Regions from separate parts of the Homo sapiens genome. Here region 1 is linked to region 2. The links are chromatin loops, found by intact Hi-C in ENCODE. Cell type or tissue: IMR-90. All regions are shown on one strand. Each heading gives the region's core, and the rest is flanking DNA. Links, peaks and the distances in the headings are about the cores only. Region 1 has its middle 12 kb from the start of PRSS54. Region 2 overlaps CSNK2A2 (casein kinase 2 alpha 2).

Region 1 (2,925 bases), core at 123-2,622, 120 kb before region 2:
AGCCCTTATGTCAAATTTTGACACAGTGTAGTGTTTAGCAGAGATAAGTATGAAACTGCTTAATAAATGCAAACAAAAAATGCTGACAATTCTTAAGACATTCCTAATATTACTTTACCAATAATTTCAAAGCTTCAAGGTCATAGGCAGATTCAAAGATTTTCTGATTGGCAATTGGTTGAAAGAGTTATTATCTAAAGACCTGGAATCAATAGGAAGGAATGTCTGGGTTATAATAGGGGTTGTAGAGACCAAGGTTTTATGCAGATGAAGCCTCCAGATAGCAGGCTTCAGAAAGAATAGATTGTAAATGTTTCTTATCAGACTTAAAGAGTCTGTTCTATCAGTCTTAAGGTCTGTGTTGATATCAGTACTGGTCAGCTGGGTCTGAATTCCAAGACAGAAAGGTATAATGAGGCCTGTCTGACTCCCTCTTCCCATCATGGCCTGAGCTAGTTTTTCAGGTTAACTTTGGAATGCCCTGTCCATTCAGATGGTTAGCAAGCTTAGAATTTTATTTTTGGTTTACATCCTTTACACTTGCATATGGATAATGGTACAACAATGTTTACTACAGGATTATTTGTTAATATTTTAGAAATTGGCAACAATGCAAATGTCCATGGGCAGGGGAATGAATCAATAAATTGAGGTGTGTTTATGGGATAGAATACTTGACAGCAATGAAAATGAATGGACTAAATCTTGAAATAATGATGAAAGAGCAAGCAGTAGGCCGGGCATGGTGGCTCACAACTGTAATCCCAGCACTTTGGGAGGCCGGGGCAGGCGAATCACTTGAAGTCAGGAGTTTGAGACCAGCCTGGCCAACATGGTGAAACCCCATCTCAACTAAAAATACAAAAAATTAGCCAGGCGTGGTGGCAGGCACCTGTAATCCCAGCTACTTGGGAGGCTGAGGCAGGAAAATTGCTTGAACCTGGGAGGCAGAGGTTGCAGTGAGCCGATTTGCCACTGCACTGCAGCCTGGGTGACAGAATGAGACTTCATCTCAAAAAAGAAAAAAGAAAAAAAAAAGAGCAAGCAGCAGAATGATATGTATGGTGTGAGCCCATTTAAAAAACACACACAATGCAGCATGTTGTTTATGGATACATGTAATTTGTAGTAAAAGTGTAAAAACAGCAGTGTTGTTGTTGTAGTGATGACCTTGGGGAGGGAGAAGGGAAAAAGGCTGCCTGTCTCGGCCATGCTAGAGACTTCACCTTCACCAATAATGTCAATTTCTTTCTTTTTTTTTGAAACGTTAGAGGAATTTATTATATTATATTATTTATTAGAATCTCCTTTTTTGTCCTTTTATTTTTTCTCAGCTTTATTGAGGTATAATTGACAAATGAAAAGTGTGTATATTTGGCCAGGCATGGTAGCTCACGCTTATAATCTCAGCATTTTGGGAGGCCAAGGCACGTGGCTCACCTGAGGTCAGGAGTTTGAGACCAGCCTGGCCAACATGGAGAAACCTCGTCCCTACTAAAAATACAAAAATTAGCTGGGCATGGTGGTGCACTCCTGTAATCTCAGCTACTGGGGAGGCTGAGGCAGGAGAATCACTTGAACCAGGTAGGTGGAAGTTGCAGTGAGCCAGGAGATGGCGCCACTGTACTCCAGCCTGTTGACAGAGCAAGACTCAATCTCAAAAAAAAAAAAAAATTGTGTATATTTACAGTGCACAATGTGATCTTAAATATATGTATATGTTGTGAAATGATTATACCACAATTAAGTAAATTAACATATCCATGACCTCACATAGTTATCTTTGTGTGTGGTGAGAACATTCAATATCTCCTCTCAGTAATTTTCAATAACATAATACGTTATTATTAACTATAGCAACCATATTGTACAATAGATCTCCAGGTATTCATCCTACCTAACTCAAATTTTTGTACTCTTTGAGCAACATCTCCCCAGGTCCCCACCCCCAGCCCCTGGCAACCACCATTGTGTTCTCTGCTCCTGAGTTCGATTTTTTTAGATTCCACATATCAACAAGATCACTCAGCATTTGTCACTCTGTGTCTGGCTTATTTCATTTAGCATAATATCCTACAGATTCGTTCATGCAGTTGAAAATGAATTTTCTAAACCCATAGCCAACATTATACTTAATGGGAAAAATTGAGAGCATTACCTCTGAGAACTGGAACAAGACAAGGATGCACACTTTCACCACTTCTATTCAACACAGTACTGGAAGTTCTAGGCAGAGCAATCAGACAAGAGATGCTCTTTATTTCTTTAAAGGAGATATTTATTTCTTTATTTCTCTCCACTTTAAATCAGTAAAGTGGAAGTCAAACTGTCACTGTTTGCTGATCATATGATTATATACCTAGAAAACCCTAAAGACTCATTTAAAAAGCTCCTGGAACTAATAAATGAATTCAGTAAAGTTTCAGGTACAAAATTAATGTACACAAATTAGTAGCACTGCTTTACACCAACAATGACCAAGCCGAGAATCAAATTAAGGACTCAACCCCTTTTACAATAGCTATAATAGCTACAAAAAACTAAAATACTTAGGAATATACCTAACCAAGGAGGCAAAAGACCTCTACAAGGAAAACTACAAAACGCTGCTGAAAGAAATAATAGATGACACAAACAAATGGAAACATATCCCATACTCATGGATGGGTAGAATCAATACTGTGAAAATGACCAAACTGCCAAAAGCAATCTACAAATTTAATGCAATGCCCATGAGAATGCCACCATCATTCTTCGCAGAACAGAAAAAAACAATCCTAAAATTCATATGGAACCAAAAAAGAGCCCACATAGCCAAAGCAAGACTAAGCAAAAAGAACAAACCTGGAGGCATCACATTACCCAGCTTCAAACTATACTATCAGGCTATAGTCACCAAAACAGCATGGTACTGGTATAAAAATA
Region 2 (2,925 bases), core at 212-2,711:
TTGGGGTGATGAAACTTGAAAGATTAGAGGAAAAGTTTTCTGTGATGAAATAACATTGCTCAGATAATATTTTTATATAGGTCAAGTGCAGTGAGTTTTAGGGATGCCACCAGGGTAGTGAATTACGTGCCATCATCCAGGCTGAACTTTCTTTTTACTCTGTCCTTCTACATTCTTGGCAACCATTGTTCATTGCAGGTGATGAAATTAATATCTTGGTGGAGCACTTGTTAGTTTGGTAGTAGAGTAAAAGTAACCCCAAATTTGAGAGCTAGGAGCTGTAGATATGTTCCTGCCTGTCTTGAATTTGTCAGTTCAGTTGTTCTTTTTTTCACCACTTTGTCTACTAGATTTCAAGTTAAAAAAAAATTTTTTTATTGGTTTGGACAATAGCTAAACTGATTGAGTTTGAATCTTTTAAACAGATAGTCTCTGAATTGGAATAAATGAACCCCAGACGGAGACTTCTTCTAGCATGCAGAGTGAAACTGTGAGATCGTTGTGGAAATATATGTATTTTCTCCATTTTGTGTAACTGGTGGTGAATGGCTACAGGCTCTGGACAGGAGAGTCAAGGCATCCTTATTTCTGTAAAACTAGGTTTATTTTCCTTAGGATACCAACAATCCTCCCTCATAAATCCTAACTTTTTATCTCTGATTCACATTAAAAGGATCACTTTCAGCTCCTCAGAGCTCATTGGTTTAGTTTCTCGAGCATCTCTCCAGTTCAGAGGAATAAACTGAGGCTGAAGGGATCTACCTGTAGCTTAGTTTTTGATGGTTTGGAGGGAAGTGTCCTGGACTGTGGGTCTGTCACCTTCCTTTTTTATCATTTCTTGGTATTTTGTTTGCATGTGAGGACTCTAGCTGCCTTTGTGACTTGGGACTCCTTTGTGCCACCTTCAGAGTTGCCCTGCTATTCCCAGTCTCTAGTTTGGGAAGTTTAAGTTAGACACCTGGTGGGCAGCAAAATATGCTTCAGTTGCTATGCCAGATACCTTTAGATGTATTGAGAGGGAGGTTCATCTTAACTGGGTTGTCCAGGCCTGACCTGTTGCTGAATAACCGGAGACCAATGCAAGACTTTACATGGGGCAGCGTCATAAAGGCAACTAATGGGTTGTGCCTGTAAGGAGTTAGGAGTACTGTTAGAATTAGAAGAGGGTTTTTGGTGGATATAGGCCTCTGGCTGTGGGTTTTTTTCCTCTCTGTTACCACTCTTATAGATCTATAGCTGCTTTCCAGTATTGGATGACAAATCTAGAATTTTCTTATATCGAAAGGCATTGACTAAACTGGTAGCATTGGCTGAATTTATAAGTATAAGATAGCCAGCTTTGGCCGGGCGCAGTTGCTCATGCCTGTAATCCCAGCACTTTGGGAGGCTGAGGCAGGCGGATCACCTGAGGTCAGGACGAGATCACCCTGGCCAACATGGTGAGACCCCGTCTCTACTAAAAATACAAAAAAATTAGCTGGGCGTGGTGGCACACACCTGTAGTCCCAGTTACTTGGGAGGCTGAGGCAGGAGAATTGTTTGAACCTGGGAGGCGGAGCTTGCAGTGAGCTGAGATTGCGCCACTGTGCTCCAGCCTGGGCCACGGAGTGAGACTCCGTCTCAAAAAAAAAAAAAAAAAAAGCCAGTTTTTATTTTTCTTTTAACTTCTTAACATAATTTTGGACTTAAAAAAAGTTGCAGGAATTCCCATATCTGTTTCACCCAGACTCCTCAAATGTTAACATTTGTTTTATCCTTCTCTTTCTCTCTCATATACACACACATTTGTGTACATATACACACACCTATATAATGACATTTATGTTATGTATTTCTTCCTGACGTGCTTGAGAGTAAATCGTAGTCATCCCTAAATACTTTGGTATGCATTTCCTAAAAATAGTTTCTTACATAACCCTACAATGCCATATTAAAAAATTAGAAGGTAACCATTGATGCATTGCTGTTACCTAATCTACAGCTCTCATTCACATTTGCCAGCTATCCTTATAATGTTCTTTATAGCAAAGGAAAATCCCAGATTACATGATGATATTCAGCTGTAGTCATGTGTTACATTCAGTTGTCACATTTTAAAAGTCTGGATCAGTTTGTTTCATGAATGACATTGACGTGTTTGATCTTACAGGCCGGTTATTTTGTAGTGTGTCCTTCCCTGGCTATTTTTTAATCAGATTGTACAGTGCTTTTTTCCCCCAAAGTTTCGAGCTCCCTCGTTAATGAAAAAGGGACTAAGGAGTAAGGTTTCTAAGTGGAGTCGGGGAACATGCACAGCAGCCACATCTGCTCTCCTGGGAACCCTGGCACAGCGGGCGGAGAGCGGGTGTCATCATGGCAGCTGGCTCACAAGGACGCAGCGAGAGCCCAGCCTGTCAGTTGAGCCCCCTGTTATAGGTGATGCAAGTGCTCTTGTTTCATAGTCCTCTCCTTCTCTGTTTTGTTATGTGTTCAAAGCTGTATCTTAGTGACCAACAAAAGATGAAGGTTTCTCTGGCATGTGTGTATGTTATATTTTCCCCCTCCCCTCCCCTTCCCCACCCCACACACAGGCAAAAAAAGTCTTGCTTTATTATTTATTGGCAAATCCATTGGCCTCTCTTTGCCTCTGCTATTATAACAGTGTCTCAGTGATAAAATACTCTTTTTTCCTTAGTTACGTTTCTCCCGTTAGCCACACTTGGGAAACAAAAGCACTGTGGCAAGAGTATAGCATGCAGTCAGACTGCCCAGCTTCCAGCTTTGATTCCTGCCCCTCTCTGCCATGGGCTCTGTGATCTTGGGCAGATAGCTCAACTCTGCTACATAAGGACTTTGTGAGGAATCACAATGACTTATTAAATAATAAATTACTAAAAATATGAAAATAACACTATCATTTATTAGGTGCTTACTGTGTTCTGGTCA

Evidence for each region. Hi-C counts contacts between places; a loop is a spot of excess contacts. Peaks named below come from ENCODE experiments on the same cell type or tissue, not always from the same donor. Only the 100,000 strongest peaks of a DNase experiment are listed, where the experiment ranks them.
Region 1: it touches region 2 in a loop (10-fold over the local background); 8 of 110 quality-filtered maps call a loop at or near these places.

The regions. Positions count from the first base shown.
Region 1 is chr16:58,305,200-58,308,124 of GRCh38, reverse strand. No RefSeq gene overlaps it. Among named protein-coding and RNA genes, the nearest start is that of PRSS54, 12 kb to the right of the region's middle. In IMR-90, for the core only: a CTCF peak has its summit at 1,618 (motif pointing right); no DNase peak of the experiment used is centred there.
Region 2 is chr16:58,187,672-58,190,596 of GRCh38, reverse strand. The region is part of intron 2 of CSNK2A2 (casein kinase 2 alpha 2); the gene reads left to right. Among named protein-coding and RNA genes, the nearest start is that of CSNK2A2, 9.0 kb to the left of the region's middle. In IMR-90, for the core only: no CTCF peak of the experiment used is centred there; no DNase peak of the experiment used is centred there.